Linked DNA regions of Homo sapiens: region 2 is linked to region 1. Evidence: chromatin loops called from intact Hi-C (ENCODE). Cell type or tissue: MCF 10A. All regions are shown on one strand. Links, peaks and the distances in the headings refer to the core of each region. The heading gives the core; the rest is flanking DNA. Region 1 overlaps FAM124A (family with sequence similarity 124 member A). Region 2 has its middle 14 kb from the start of C13orf42.

What was found. Hi-C counts contacts between places; a loop is a spot of excess contacts. Peaks named below come from ENCODE experiments on the same cell type or tissue, not always from the same donor. Only the 100,000 strongest peaks of a DNase experiment are listed, where the experiment ranks them.
Region 2: a loop joins it to region 1, with 19 times the contacts of the local background. A loop is called at or near these places in 61 of 110 quality-filtered maps.

Annotation. Positions count from the first base shown.
Region 1 is chr13:51,281,890-51,289,810 of GRCh38, reverse strand. FAM124A (family with sequence similarity 124 member A) reads right to left here. Exons shown (of 4, transcript NM_001242312.2): 4 at 5,572-7,921. Among named protein-coding and RNA genes, the nearest start is that of SERPINE3, 54 kb to the left of the region's middle. In MCF 10A, for the core only: a CTCF peak has its summit at 3,198 (motif pointing right); a DNase peak (open chromatin) is centred at 3,250.
Region 2 is chr13:51,121,166-51,129,086 of GRCh38, reverse strand. It overlaps a transcript of C13orf42 not described here. Among named protein-coding and RNA genes, the nearest start is that of C13orf42, 14 kb to the right of the region's middle. RefSeq lists a silencer at 3,200-3,249. In MCF 10A, for the core only: a CTCF peak has its summit at 3,139 (motif pointing left); a DNase peak (open chromatin) is centred at 3,156.

The sequences.
Region 1 (7,921 bases), core at 1,846-4,345:
TACTCTGTTGCCCAGACCAGAGTGCAGTGGCATGATCAAGGCTCACTGTAGCCTGGACCTCCTGGGGCTCAGGTGATCCTCTCACCTCAGCCTCCCAAGTAGCTGGGACCACAGGCATGCACCACCACATCTGGCTAATTTTTTTTTTTTTTAATTTTTAGTAGAGATGAAGTCTCACCATGTTGCCCAGGCTGGTCTCAAACTCCTGGGCTCAAGCGATTGGCTTGCCTCAGCCTCCCAAAATGCTGGGATGACAGGCGTGAGCCACCACACCCTACCTGACATAAGCATTTTTAAGGCTACTGATATATCTATGGCTACAGTTCTTTCCCATGCTAAAAACCATGAATAAACATCATGGAGCATTATCTTCAAAACCTTTGCTAATATGAAAGTTGGAAATGACAGCTCATTGTGCCAGACTTTGCCTCTGGATCTCATTTATTCTTCAGAATGACCCTATGAAGAAGGCTTCATTCCTTAAAATGTTATTATTAATAATCTCTTTTTTTAGTTTATTTTTAAATTGACAAATAATTGTACATATCATAGGGTACGTAGTAATGTTTGGATCCCTATAATCTATAGTGATCAGAGTAATTAACATATCCGTCATCTCAAACATTTATCATTTCTTTGTGTGGGAAACATTCAATATCCCCCTCCTAGTGATTTAAAACTACATAATATTGTTACCTAGAGTCATCCTGCAGTGATACAGGACACTAGAACTTATTCCTCCTGTCTAGCTATAATTTCGTGTCCTCTAACAAATCTCTCCCCTTCCCTCCTTTCCCCCTAACCTTCCCAGCCTCTAGTATCCTCTGTTTTACTTTTTACTTCTAGGAGTTCAAAAGTAATATTAATCTTAATGAATGAGGTTTTGGGAACCCTCTTAAGTTTTGCCCCTGAGGCATGTACCTCACTTACTGCACCCTACTCCTCCCACTTTGCAAATGAGGAACCCAAGAGTGAGAAATGGAATAGCTTGATTAGGGTCACACAGCTAGCAAGTCTGGGTGGGATTCAAAGTCCGATACGTGTGACCCCAAAGCCCTGCTTCTCTCCATTGGGCTATCTTGGTGCTTCACTCTTCATTTTCGAATGTGAATGATGAGAGAGAAGGCGAGGTGGGGGGGGGAGCAGGAGGAGGAGGAGATGGAGGAGGAGGAGGAGGAGATGGAGGAGGAGGAGGAGGAGATGGAGGAGGAGGAGGAGGAGGAGATGGAGGAGGAGGAGGAGGAGGAGATGGAGGAGGAGGAGGAGGAGATGGAGGAGGAGGAGATGGAGGAGGAGGAGAAGGAGGAGAGATGGAGGAGGAGATGGAGGAGGAGGAGGAGATGGAGGAGGAGGAGGAGATGGAGGAGATGGAGATGCTCCTTATTGGTGTAGGGGTGTGTGTGGTGGTTTGGCGTGGATTTGGTGGCACAGGAAAACCCCAAGTCATGGGTATATTGCAGGAAGCTGAAAATTCAGGTCTAGCACCCAGGAAAGTGTGGCTGAATGTGCAAGAGAGGCCAGGCCCATGCAGGATGGGAAAGGAAAGCCAGTGTCCTCCAAATGGAAAGCTCCAGTGTGTACTGAATTTGGAGCAAAGGTGAACAGAATGTGACCATGCAGAATTCCCTGGGTGGGCCACAGGTGGTCAGGTCACAGTCCTGAGCCTGCTGCCAGATTCCCAGGCGCTCACCTCCACAGCTGCAGCCAGTTCACCATTTCCAGCAAGGGTAAAGCTGGCCAGAGGGAATACTCCTGGGAAGCCATTGTGGGGGTAGGGGGCAGTGAGCTCTGAAATGACCAAATGACCAAAGAGGTCACTGCAGGAGTGCAGAACCAGCTCGGGTGATGAACACAGGCCCAGACAGCCACAGAGCTTTATGGCCAAGGAGAATTTCAGAGGCCCTGGCATGAGGTGATTTAGCTCATATCGGGCACAGGAGGCTCATTTTGCAGGAAGTGGAACATAACTCTTGGAGTAGAAATAGGTTGAGGAGTCTCCCGCTGCACCTCAGTTTCCTCTGTTCTGACAGGCTGCATTTTCAGTCTTCAGGCCACTGCTAAGAGCTACGCCCCCGGCAGTCAATCCAGCCTACTCTTTAGTCTCCTCTTGCTTCTTACCTCATTAGGATCTGACACATCTTATGTGATGAGGAAACCTGGGGAGGTAGTAGACGCTTCTGGCCTTGGTTGAACAGGGGCAAGGTTAGCTTCAGAAAGGGAAGCAACCTTATTATCGGCCCTTCTGTTTCTAAACTCTACAGATACGGCCTCAAGAGCATTGGAGAAGCCCAGCCCTCTAGGCTTTCTGCTGAGAGAAATTTCCACCTTGCTGCACAGTGCGGCCGGAGAAGGATGTCTAGGGAGCCTCACCCACAAGCTGTGGGTGCGCTGTCTCCTCCAGCTGTTGCTGATTCTGTCCCCCAAGCAAGAAAGCCCAAGACTTGGTCCAAATTAGTAACCCTACAGAGAAAATCCCTAATGAAAATCCCCTGGTGAGAAAGAGATTTTAGAAATCTGTGCTAAGAAAAACTTGTTTTTTTCTGAGGAACTGTGTTGAGGAAACTTAAATTACAATGAAAGAAGACAGTGTTTCTAGATTCCTTTTTTTTTTTTTTTTTTTTTTGAGACGGAGTCTCGCTCGGTTGCTCAGGCTGGAGTGCAGTGGCACGATCTCGGCTCACTCACTGCAAGCTCCGTCTCCCGGGTTCAAGCCATTCTCCTGCCTCAGCCTCCCGAGTAGCTGGGACGACAGGCTCCCGCCATCACGCCCGGCTAATTTTTTGTATTTTTAGTAGAGACGGGGTTTCACTGTGTTGCCAGGGTGGTCTCTATCTCCTGACCTCGTGATCCACCCGCCTCAGCCTCCCAAAGTGCTGGGATTACAAGCGTGAGACACCGCACCTGGCCTAGATTCTTTAATCGTAAATGAGAACTAGACAGCTACTCATCTCTTTCCCTTTTCGCTCTGGCTTCCAGGAAATTCCAGGAAACTGCTGTAGCAGTTACATTTTTCTTTACGGTGGACATAGTTGTAGACTCCTTTTTGGGGGCCTGCTTTACTATTTGCATTGTGTTGTTTCATTTGGAAATTAAATTGCCTCAATCCTTTGTAGACATAAACAGCTTAAAAAATTAAATGCAGGATAATAAAGTGAAGTTCATCCAGGTGGAGGCTTCTTCAATGAAAAGGGCACTCAGTGACCCTCCCGGGCACAGCGGCCACCAGGTGGCACCAAAGCTTCCCCACAGCCACCTTCAGGGATGCGATTTGGCTTGAAAGCGTTTCTGTTTAGCTAGCCGGCCGGTTCTTGGGCTGTGCCACACACATTCAGAGTGACTCCAATCCAAAATGCTCTGGGTTTAGCTTTAGGGACTGAGCAAGGCTGATCTAAGGGAGTCAGGCAGCCTCTTTCAGGTGCTCAATTGATAAGATCAATATTTCAAATGTCTCAAATGGACCACTCCCAGCCAGAACAGGGCAGTGGGGCATGGTGAAGCAGCTCCATTTTTCTTTCTTTTTTTTTTTTTTTTTGAGATGGAGTCTTGCTTTGTCACCCAGGCTGGAGTGCAGTGGTGTGATCTCAGCTCACTGCAACCTCTGCCTCCCAGGTTCAAGCAATTCTCCTGCCTCAGCCTCTCAAGTAGCTAGGATTACAGGTGTGTGCCACCATGCCCAGCTAATTTCTGTATTTTTAGTAGAGAAGGGGTTTCACCATGTTAGCCAGGCTGAGCTCAAACTCCTGACCTCAAGTGATTCACCCACCTCGGCCTCCCAAACTGTTGGGATTACAGGTGTGAGCTACCGTACCTGGCCTACAGCTCCATTTTTCTATGCCACCATCCCAGATAACAGGAGGCGACACCCTCATCACAGAGTTCATGGAGGTTGTCAGTGGGACCCAGAAGGGGTCTTTTTGCCTTCACCGTGTATTCTAGTGACTTCAGTCTGAAATGAGTGTGTTGTTCCTTATAGTGGGCACATCACTGGACACGGGTCCTCAGCCCTCTAAGATGGAAATTGTTAAAAAGACCCAAGCCTGCCGACATTACCATTCATGTTTGCCTCCATTATTCACTCAGGGAAATCAGATCTTTTAAAGCCACTTTGTAAATAGACCTCTGTGCCCAAGACTAGAAAAAGCCTTCAGTAAAAGGTGGAAGAATGTACTTATATATAATCTTTAAATTCAGGTTCCTGACCCTTTGTGGTTCCATTTGTTATAATAATAGTGTGTCAAAAGGTGTTTCCCTTGAGAACGCAATTTATTCATGTCAGCTTCTCATGCTATTTTCTGAAGCCTCTGTAGTATCTGATCAATTGTATTTCTCAGGAATGCAAGAGAAGCAGAACCCTACAAATGATGAGCACATGGAGCCATGTGGCCTGGGGCGGAGAAGGAGAGGGTGACTATTCAGCTATTCCTACTTCTCTCCTGAAATTCATACCCAGGGATCACTGGTCAGAACTGGTCACTGATACCGGTCTGAGGGTATGAGGAGGGAGAAGCTGTCCACAGTTGGTTTTATTGCCCTTAAAAATCTTACAGGAATTCAATGAATCTATTCAGATGCCTCTTGGCTGACAGTTTGGAGCACTAATTCATCTACAGAAAGTAGAAAGATAGGCCGGGCGCTCTGTCTCATGCCTGTAATCCCAGCACTTTGGGAGGCTGCAGTGGGAGGAGGGTTAGAGTCCAGGAGTTTGAGACCAGCCTGGGCAACATAGCAAGACTGTCTCTACAAAAAATAAAAAATTAGTGGGGCATAGTGGTGCATGTGTAGTCCCAGCTACTCAGAAAGCTGAGGTGGGTGGATCACTTGAGCCTGGGAGGTTGAGGCTGCAGTAAGCCATGATTGTGCCACCGCACTAAGCCTGGGTGACAGTGATATCCTTCCTGTCTCAAAAAAAAAAAAAAAAAAAAAAAAGGAAAATAGGGAGGTAGGAAGATACCTCCGTTTCTCCTGATTTATTTGTGGCCGGGAGCTCATTCTAAGTAAAGTAAACATGTAGTCTCACCTGGGAACGCACTGGGTGGTACAGTCCAGTTCACTCTGCTGTGACTGTTCCCCTGCCCTCAGACCCGGAGGCTCAAGGAGCAGCCACTACTAAAACCCAATTTATTCAAGCACACATCAACCCTCCCATGTCACAAAAGTCTCTGCAGTGGCTCACCCACTGCTTCCACCAGTTCCTCTTATGCTCCTTTTAACCAGTTGAGGTGACCCAAGATGATTTCTGTAGGACTTGCCAGGTGAGTTGGGGACAGACAGAGAAAGATTTGCTCTTTAAAGCAGACACTAGGTGGTGTTTAGTGTAGGCCAAAGTGGGACCGTGAGCAGTAATTTGGGGTTGAGGGGATCTTACTTGGAAAAGAGGCAAATGAGGGATGGGATGTAACTCAACCAGAGCACTTACCAACACATCCCCTCCCTGGCAATGCTGGAGGAAGCGTAAGGCCAAGGAAACAAGAGACACGGTTCCATTAAGCGACAAAAAACCAGGGCTACAATCTAGACTTCTTACACTACAGAGCCTAATACATAGATATAATTTATGAGACAACCTCAATATTTTTCAATTGAACACATTTATTGAGCACCTACAATGTGCCAGCATCTTTTACAAGGATAATACTCCAAACGAGTCAGGATCCTCCAGAGAGTATTGGAAGCCCTTCTGGATGAGGAAGATGCTACTGGAATGGCCAGGAATGGAAGGGAAGGCTTTGGTAAATGTGTTCCTGTGATTCCCTCTCCGTGGAGGGACTGCCATTTCCATGTGGTCTACAGTGGGCATCCTCTCCCTGCTCACCTGATGCTATGGGAACATTTTGCATTTCTTGCTTTCAAATGTTGTCTATGATGTCCTTTAGGGTCACTCAGTTTGGTAGATTGGACTGTGATGAGGGCGGGTCCAGAGTTGTACTCTAAAGCAGTCCTAGGCGAGCATGTGAGCACACTGAAATAAGGACACTGATTAGGGAGAAAGAAGGAGCCAGCCCTCGGCCATTAGCCTTTTTTTTTTTTTTTTTTTTTTTTTTTTGCCTCACTGACTTTTGTTACTGATGAACTTGCTTCCCTGTTCATTGGAGGTGGTATCATCACCTCTGAATTATTTTTCTCCTTCTTCCTAATGTTTGCAGGTTGCTTTTCCTCATCAGCTATTGACTGAATCACATTTCTGGGCAGAAGGTGGAGTGCTGGTGGCTTTCCAGGAATCAGCTCTGCAGAAAGAAGCTCCTTCCTGTTCTGAGCCCTGTGGTTCTGAAGTCATTGGTCTAACCTGAGTAGCCCACTTTTTTGGCATGACACACCACAGCAGCATTAGGCGGGAGACTTAGAATTTTTGTTGTTGACTGGAGCTGGGATGTTGAATCAACCTCAGGCAGCAGCCTAGCTCAAGGGATAATAAACTATGACCCTTGGGCCAAATCTGGCCCACCAGCTGTTCTTGTAAATAAAGTTTTATTGGCTGGGAATGGTGGCTCATGCCTGTAATCCCAGTGCTTTGGGAGGCCAAGGTGGGTGGATCACGAAGTCAGGAGTTTGAGACCAACCTGGCCAACATGGTGAAACTCTGTCTCTACTAAAAATACAAAAAATTAGCCAGGCATTGTGGTGCGCACCTGTAGTCGCAGCTACTTGGGAGGCTGAGGCAGGAGAATGGCTTGAACCCAGGAGGCAGAGCTTGCAGTGAGCTGAGATTGCGCCATTGCACTCCAGCCTGGGCAACAGAGCAAGACCCCGTCTCAAATAAAAAAAAAATAAAGCTTTATTGGAACTCAGCCATTCCCATTCATTAACATATTACTCATGGCTGCTTTCATACTACAGTGGCAGAGTTGAGTAGCTGCAAGAGACCATATGACTGGCAAAGCCTAAAATACTTATTATCTAGCCCTTTTCAGAAAGTTTGCTTACTCCTTATCCTGAATTAGGAGACTATATTTTTAAAAATTTAAATTAGAGCAGAATATTACATTACAATTCTGAGTGTTAGAGAGTCCAGAATGCTTGGGGCAAGGCCTAAGGCTGTCATTACAAGGATGGCAAAGACTTGAAGCTTCAGCTGAAGACTGATGGTTGGTAACTGCTGCCTGGAGGGTCGTGTTGGAAAGGACTCTGAGGCTGTGTCTGGGCTGGCGTGGGCATTTCCAGAGAGATGAACACTGTGCCATGATTAATTCAAGGAGCACCAGCCTGGGAATTGAGCTTGGCAAACCCATGCTGTTCTTCCTCAAAGGTAAATAGTATCCAGGGACAGCTTGGCACTGCCCCCGATGCCAGCCTTTGGCATTGCTGAGGTTGGGGCTGTAAACAAACATACTCTTACTGAGGTGAGAGGGAGGTGAGATTCAAATACCATTCACGGTGTGACAGTAGCAGATAACAGGCAGGAAAAGCCAAGGTTGCTGGGCTCCAGCGTTAATTAAAGCTCCCATGCAATCATGTGAGGCTGGCAGTGCACTGGTGTTTGTTCAGGAGAGCGTTTCAGGTAAAGTTTCCCGTTTTGGGGAGAACAGCATTATTAATCTGTGTGATCAAAATGCTGGCTAAAATGTTCCAAATCATTTAAAAATGAGAAACATAGGATGCGTGACCCAGCATGGTCACTGCAGAAAGCAGTATACAGTGCGGCTCTTGTCATTTGAATATAGTCCTTAGACTGTGGTTTTTGAAAGTTGAAGGATCTTAAGACTACCTACCCATGATGTCTAATGGCCTATAATTCTGTAATCCCAACAAATGCTCTTCCTCAGTGATCCAAATAAATTCAGGTAGTGGAGTGGTCTTCAGAAGCCCCTCATCCATTCCAGTGAAATGTGCTGTTGAAAAGGTGTATGCAAATCTACTTTCTGGAACTCACATATTTTAAATGCACCAAGAGTCTGTTACTCATGCTAAATCTTTATGAAACACA
Region 2 (7,921 bases), core at 2,192-4,691, 160 kb after region 1:
ACATGGTTAAGAGAGTAGTTCTAGGCATGATTAAAGCTCAGGTACCCCAGTCTAAAGTAAATACCATTAGGGGGCAGTATGCCTGGTCGACATCCACCTGAGAGGGTCATCTAGCTCAAAGGTTAGTTAATGGAGGTAGGGTAAACAGACTTAACTGGGGAAGCCTCTATTGTCCCTAGTATTTACCCTATGACCTAATGCTCCAAAGTAAGAACTGGCTGCCTTCAGTCTCTTCAGTTATTACAAGCTATGTAACCTTTCGGCCTTCCAAAAGGTTTGTGACTATTTCCTATAACTTTCCCTAATATTTCCCTTTAATATTTCTTCCACCATCCTGAGTGAATCACAACATCAGCAAAGAGTGCAAGGCAGATTAATCCAAAGAGAATAGCAGTTAACATCCCATAGTGCCAAATCTGTTCTTAGCCGAGAGGGACTTTACTGAGAGGGGTCTCTAACCCCCTAAATCTTAGGAAGGACTCTAACCTTCCTATGCTGAGTCTCAAACCCAAGTTCAGTCAAGCGTCCTTGCCTTTTATTGAGTGGGGCCTTTAGCCCATTCTGTCTTAGGAGAGACTTTAACTCCCCTAAGTTGGGCCTGTAACCCAATCCCATCCTTTACCCAGGTATATGCACCCCACTTACCCAAAGTTGGCCCATCAGTGCTGCCGTCTATTTCCTTGAGGTTGGGGTTCTCCTCAGTGTCATCCCTTGCATGGTTCAACAGAAAGATATTACTGGAATGCAGTCTCAATCCAGATCCCAAGAGAAGGTTCTTGGATCTCGCACAAGAGAGAATTCAGGGCAAGTCATAGAGTAAAGTGAATGCAAGCTTCTTAAGAAAGTAAAGAAAGGAAGAATGGCTACTCCATAGGCAGAGCAGCCCCAAGGGCTGCTAGTTGCCCATTTTTATGGTTATTTCTTGATGATATGCTAAACAAGGGGTGGATTATTCATGCCTCCCCTTTTTAGACCATAACTTCCTGACATTGCCATGGCATTTGTAAACTCTCATGGTGCTGATGGGAGTGTAGCAGTGAGGACGACCAGAGGTGATTCTTGTTGCCATCTTGGTGTTGGTAGGTTTTGGCTGGCTTCTTTCCTGCAAGCTGTTTTATCAGCAAGGTCTTTATGACCTGTATCTTGTGCCGACCTCCTATCTCATCCTGTGACTTAGAATGACTAACTCTCTGGGAATGCAGCCCATTAGGTCTCAGCCTCATTTTACCCAGCCCCTATTCAAGATGGAGTTGCTCTGGTTCATACACCTCTGACAGGTACCTAGAATGAGTGGAATAATACAGCATTTGTTCTTTTGTGCCTGGCTCATTTCACTTAATGTAATGTTTTCAATACGTATAGTTTTTTAAAAATGTAAATTTTATACTATATTGTCTTATAGGCATATAAATTGTTTAAATTATTAACATATTTCAAAATTTGAGGAAGTAATATATTGGACACCCAAGACCCCCACCACCTAGATTTCATGGAAGGTAACACTTTGCAGTGTTTGCCTCATAATTATTTTCATAAAGTTTTCAGAGTCAGGTTCCACTGACTAATAAGCCAGTCTTCCTTGTGGTTCACACACAGAGAAGCAGGGTAGTAGAGAGGATAAAAAGGGACCCTGAGCTGCCTGCCTGAACTCAAATCCAGCTTCCCTACTAGCTGTATGGCTATGGACAAGTTACACAATCTTTCTGTGAATCCATTTCCCTTCTGAAAAATGGGAATGGTCATACTAATATCTACCTCCTCGTTGCTATCATCAGGATTGAGTGAGTCGGTAAATTGCCTAGACTGAGGCTGGTTGTTATTCCTTCTTGGTTGTTATTCCTTCAAGATGTGGCTACAACTTCTCTGTGGCCCTTTCCATTTCTTCCGCCTTGTCTCGTATTTTTTTATTTTTATTTTTTTAAGACACAGTCTTGCTCTGTGGTCCAGGCTGGAGTGCAGTGGTGTGATCACAGCTCACTGTAGCCTTGTCCTCCCTGGCTCAAGTAATCCTCCTGCCTGAGCTTCCTGAGTAGCTGGGACTATAGGCGCCTGCCACCACGCCCAGCTCTTTTTGTATTTCTTTTCTGTAGAGAAGGGTTTCATCATGTTACACAGGCTAGTCTTGAACTCCTTGGCTCAAAGAATCCACCTGCCTTGGCATCCCAGAGTGCTGGGATTATAAGCGTGAGCCACTGCACCAGGCCCTTCTCTCATCTTTTAAAATTCCTCAGACACCTGGCCCTTGACCACTATTGAATTCTTCATTTGTCAGAAATAATCAGGTGTGGCATTGGCCTTGGTCCATCAAAAAGAACTGGCAACCATCTCCCCCAGTCTTGGGCAAGAACCTCCCCTGGTAATTCACTCCCATCGTCCCTGGCCCTCAGTCCTTGGGTAGCCACTTCCCAGCCCAGGACAACGCAGGCAGCACTCTCAGAAGTTATTTTGGACCTGGTGAGGGGCTTCCTTTTTGCCTAGCACCTTCCATTTGTGAATACATCCTGTTTGCAAATAAAGCATCACAGAACCCTGGATGCATGTGGACAATTTAACAAATGGAGCTGAAGGTAATGCTTTTTAAATTTGTAGGTAAATTCTGGAATGTTTTAACTTCAAGGAAATAATTTTAATATGCCCTCCTGCGTCTCTGTCTCATCCCCAGCTCATTAAAGATAGAGTTTTGCCTGAATGTAACTAATTTTAAATGTTATTCTTAATAGAATAGGTGCTTTATAAGCCATTTAAATGGCAGTCAACAGATTAGAGGGAAATGCTTATTTTACTTCAGTGTCAAAACAAATACACCTCAATGCATTTCATTGGCACTGCTGTTCATATAAAATGCTAATTATAAATAATTTCATATTAAAGACAAAAACTAAGGCAAGTGGCACCAGTTTTGGCATATGGTAGGTGCTCAATGCATGTTAAACAAAATAGTGGCAATGCCTTTGCCACAACTTTTAAGATGTGAATATACATCCACCCGGCCACACACGTAGGCACACAGGCACATGAAATTTGCATACATTCACTAATTCTGACAGGCTTCCTCTCCATCTTGGTGCACCTGTTATTGTAATGGCGTGGATTGTCCTTGCTTTGCTATTCACACGGAGCAGGACCAGGGCTGATCCTGCAGACGTGCTGCCCCCTGGTGCATTTGAGAAGACTCGCATGGTCAGCCAAATGAGAGAAAACAGTCACCATATTAAGAGCTCAGTTAGCTGTTGTCATTGCATTTATTTAATGACCTGATAGATGAAGAGAAAACTGTGAAGGAGACAGAGAAGGAACAGTCCAAGGAAAACCCTCACAGAGCCCAGGGCAGTGATGAGCACAGAGTAGCTCCCAGCAAATATTTGCTGATTGATTAAAAGGATAAGCCTAGGTGCTGTAGATGTTGATTCGTAGACACTGGGGGGTGGAGCTTGGTGCTGGCATCCACAGTGACCTGAGTGATTCTTCACAAGCACTGAGAATCATGCTGAGTCTTGAATTTTTTTAATATTCACTTTCAGCAATTGATTAATCCACCCAGCACTGTTAGAGAGGTGTGTGGCTTCTCTCCATCAGCTTTTTGAGTTACAGCATTGAAAGGGCCAGCCATTTTCCACTCAAAGGGAGTTTAAAAGTGTAGGGATAAAATATACATTCTCGACAAGCATAATCTATGCCCTAAAATCCTCAACTGAACCAGGCACCAATATTTGATGTGAAGTAGCAGTTTCACTCAAGTTCCTTCCAAGAAGAAGAAAATAACATGCTTTGCTGAAAGGGGCAAACTAGGGAGCTGAGAATTTAGTGGGAAGATAATGCAATTATAGGTCAGGATAGACACGTTTGCCAATCTTCCTGCAAACCTTGAAAGATTTATGACCTATAGCTATACCTGTTCCTAATTTACTTGTCACAGATAAGACTGGCACCTTCGCCCAGCAGAGAGGCTGTTAATGAATGGAGAGGCAAGGCAGGCTGCTAGCAGGTACTGTACCTTTAGAGCTCTGAAACGATCTTTAGGCCCTTTTTCCAGCTAAGACTTGAGAAGAAAAACACTAGTAAACCTTACATAGAGGGCTTGCTTACAGAGTAAATGTAACAAGTTTCTTTGATGTGTGACCAAAAGGAAAAAAAAATTCATTTAACCCTCAGAAAAAATAAAGGAAGACCCTGCATTAAAGCCACTCTGTGTGTTATGGGGACAACGAGGTTTAATTTAAGAATTAGGGTTTGTATGAAGGAACAAGAGCTGGGGGAGTGAAACCAGCTGGAAGGTCATGGAAGCAGCTGGAAGGTCAGACCGAATACCTAAGTGGGTGGTTCTCTAACATTTGCCAGGAAACTGCTGCGAAAATTTTCAAGAAACTCTGGAAAACCTCCTACCAAACCTGGTGCTTGATAAGAAGCCTAGATGCCACTGTGAACCTTGTGTCTGCTGTGGCCCCCATGACCTGAGGAGGATTGCCTCTCTTCACTGTCTTCCAAAGCTTAGGCAAATTTCTCTCATTGGAAAATTGAGCTCAACCTGTAAAAGGCAGGAGATTCCAGGAAAGGAAGATTCAGTGAGAAGCAGATGAAAGTGATGAAAAGCTGACAACTAACAACGTAGCACAACCTGAAAGCACCTAAATTCCTACATTTACCTCCTCATTATGTAACCGCCCAGTGGATTCACCTTGTCCGCAGCCTAGACAGCCGATTTATCAAGACAGGGGAATTGCAATAGAGAGATAGTAATTCACACAGAGCTGGCTGTGCAGGAGACCTGAGTTTTATTATTACTCAAATCAGTCTCCCCGGAAACTTGGGGATCAGGGTTTTTAAGGATAATTTGGTGGGTCGGCCAGTGAATCTGGAGTGCTGATTGGTTGGCCCGGGGATGAAATTGTAGGGAGTCGAAGCTGTTCTCTTATACTGAGTCAGTTCCTGGGTGGGGCCACAGAACTGGTTGGCAGGTTCAGGTGGGGTTATTCAGTTGTTAGAAATGCAAAAACTGGAAAAGACATCTCAAAAGGTGGATCCTAGGTTCACAATAGTGATGTTACCTTCAAGAGTAAGTGGGGAAGTTGCAAATCTTATAACCTCCGGAATAATGGCTGGTAATATTTAGAATTCCAGCCCCTCTTATTCTAACTTGGTGGCTGGTAGCTTTTCATTTGTTTTACGGGGACAGTTTAGCTTTAAACTATAAACTAAATTCCTTCCGAAGGCTAGTTCAGACTACGCCCAGGGATGAACAAGGACTGTTTAGAGGTTAGAAGCAAGATGGGCTCAGTTAAGTCTGATATCTTTCACTGTCATAATTTTCTCAGTTATAGTTTTGCAAAGGTGGTTTCCATTATGTGGGACAAATTATTCATTCATGCGCTCAATAAATAGTAAGTACTTGAGGTGTGTCAGGAATTGGGTTAGGTGATAGAGGCAGATTGAACTATGTAGAAGAATTTATTCCTGCCCCATGTGAGCTGACATTGAACTAAAAGGGAGAAATGGTTTGAATACACAAACCGTGATGATGCACAGGCATTTTTAGGGCTGTTCACAAATATTCTGGCTCTCCTCCAGGCACATGCTAAGATTGTATTTCCCCACCTGCTTTGAAATTTGAAGAGACCATATGACTTGCTTTGGTCCACAAAGTGTGAGCAGAAGTGATGTGTGTAATTTGCATTTGGAAGGTTTAGGAATGATCCATGATTCACCATGCTGTCTTCCCCCTGCCATGATCAATCTGTTGAGATGAAGCTTGGGTCAGCCTTAGTCCCAAGAGGCTAAGCAGAGCCCCCAGCTGATCTGCAATAGATATGCAATATGATTGAGAAAGAAATCTGTGTAATAAGCCAATAAGAGTTTGGAGTTATTTGTTGTCACAGCAAAAGTAGCCCATCCTGACCGACCTGTAACAAGAGTGAGAACCATGAGCAGTGCTAGGGTCCCTGGGGGAGGGGAGGAACTTTTTTCAGATTGCCTTGTACGTTGGTTAATCATTCACCACGTGTGGTTTTGGCTTAGCTTGCTCTCTGGATAAGATCAAAGAAAACGGATTAGCTAGGGAGATACAGCAGTGGGCAAAACAGACCACAAGTATCAATCCATCTTTCTAATGCTATCAGAACATCTCCTTTCTCCCCCATTGTTTTCAGCATGCACTGCCCCCGCCTCTTGGTTTGACTTTAGATGACGGTGAAGTGATCACCACAAGATTGGTGAGGATAGAATAACAGTGGGTGTTTTAAAAATTGTTTCTAACATGATAATCAGAAACAAGAACAGAACTGAAGAAAAGAAATAATCAGAATAGAGATCCACAAGGCCCTGAGGATTTACCATCCAATTTTAAGACTGGTCACAGGTTATTTCAGGGGAATTGATAAGGCTCTAGCTTGATCTATCAGTCAAATCTACTTGTAGTGGGCAGGAATTCAAGCACAAAACAGCTGAGCTAGCACTTTATAACAAGATGACGGTTTAAAAAAATTTTTTAAGCTTATAAGTGCTTTCTTTTCTCTTTCTTTCTTTTCCTTTTTTTCTTTCTTTTTTTTTTTTTTCTTTTTGGAACAGTTCTTGCTCTGTCGCCCAGGCTGGAGTGCAGTGGCGCAATCTTGGTTTACTGCAACCTCCGCCTCCTGAGTTCAAGCAATTCTCCTGCTTCAGCCTCCTGAGTAGCTGGGATTACAGGCATGCACCATGATACCTGGCTAGTTTTTGTATTTTTGGTAGAGACAGGGTTTCACCATGTTGGCCAGGGTGGTCTCAAACTCCTGACCTCAAGTGATCCACCTGCCTCGGCCTCCCAAAGTGCTGGGATTACAGGCGTGAGCCACTGTGCCCAGCCCAATGCTTTCTTTTCTAATCATATATTCTGGTCATATATATTTCTGATATATATTCTTTATATATGTAAATATATATTTTCAGCATTTACATTATACCGTATTTACTATTTGTATATTTTCAACCTTCCTTTTTCTCTTAATATACTAAAAATATTTGTGTATTTAAATATTCTTTTTCTACATGACTTCAAAACAACACATTTGTGTACTTAATACATGAAATATTTATTATACAGACACGTAAAAGGGAATGTATTGTATATACTGTTTTACATTGGACTTTTTCCGCTTATTACATTGTGAATATCTTTTTACATTATTAATTATTGCTCTAAGACATCATTTTTAGTAACTGCTGTGTTCCATTATACAAGTGTAATTTATTTAGCTAATTCTCAGCTGTAGAAAATTTATGAGGCCAGTTGCGGTGGCTCACGCCCGTAATTCCAGCACTTTGGGAGGCCGAGGCGGGTGGATCACAAGGTCAGGAGTTTGAAACCAGCCTGGCCAACATGGTGAAACCCCGTCTCTACTAAAAATACAAAAAATTAGCCAGGCGTGGTGGCACTTGCCTGTAATCCCAGCTACTCGGGAGCCTGAGGCAGGAGAATCACTTGAACCCGGGAGGTGGAGGTTGCAGTGAGCCGAGACCACGCCACTGCACTCCAGCCTGGGCAGCAGAGTGAGACTCTGTCTCAAAAAAAAAAAAAAAGAAAATTTTTTTCAGGCTAGAGTACTAGAAGTGGAATAGCCAAATCAAAGTGAATGCACAATTTTAAGGATTTTGATATGTATTTCCAAAATACCCCATACAAAAGTTATTCCAATAGATGCTGTCACTAATAGCATATTAGAGTAACTTTCCCTGAAACTTTCCCCACCCTTGCAACCCCAGGTATCATTTTTCTCAAGGTCTGGTCTAACAAGTATTAAATGTGGTTTGGTTTTAATTTAAATGTCTTTGGTCGCCAGTGAGGTATGCAGTTTGGAATGATTCCACACTTCCCATGGCACCGTTCTAGGTCTCTGGGCTCTGATCTGCTTGGTGAATCCTTCGCAGTGTTCCTCAGGACAGCTGCGCGCCC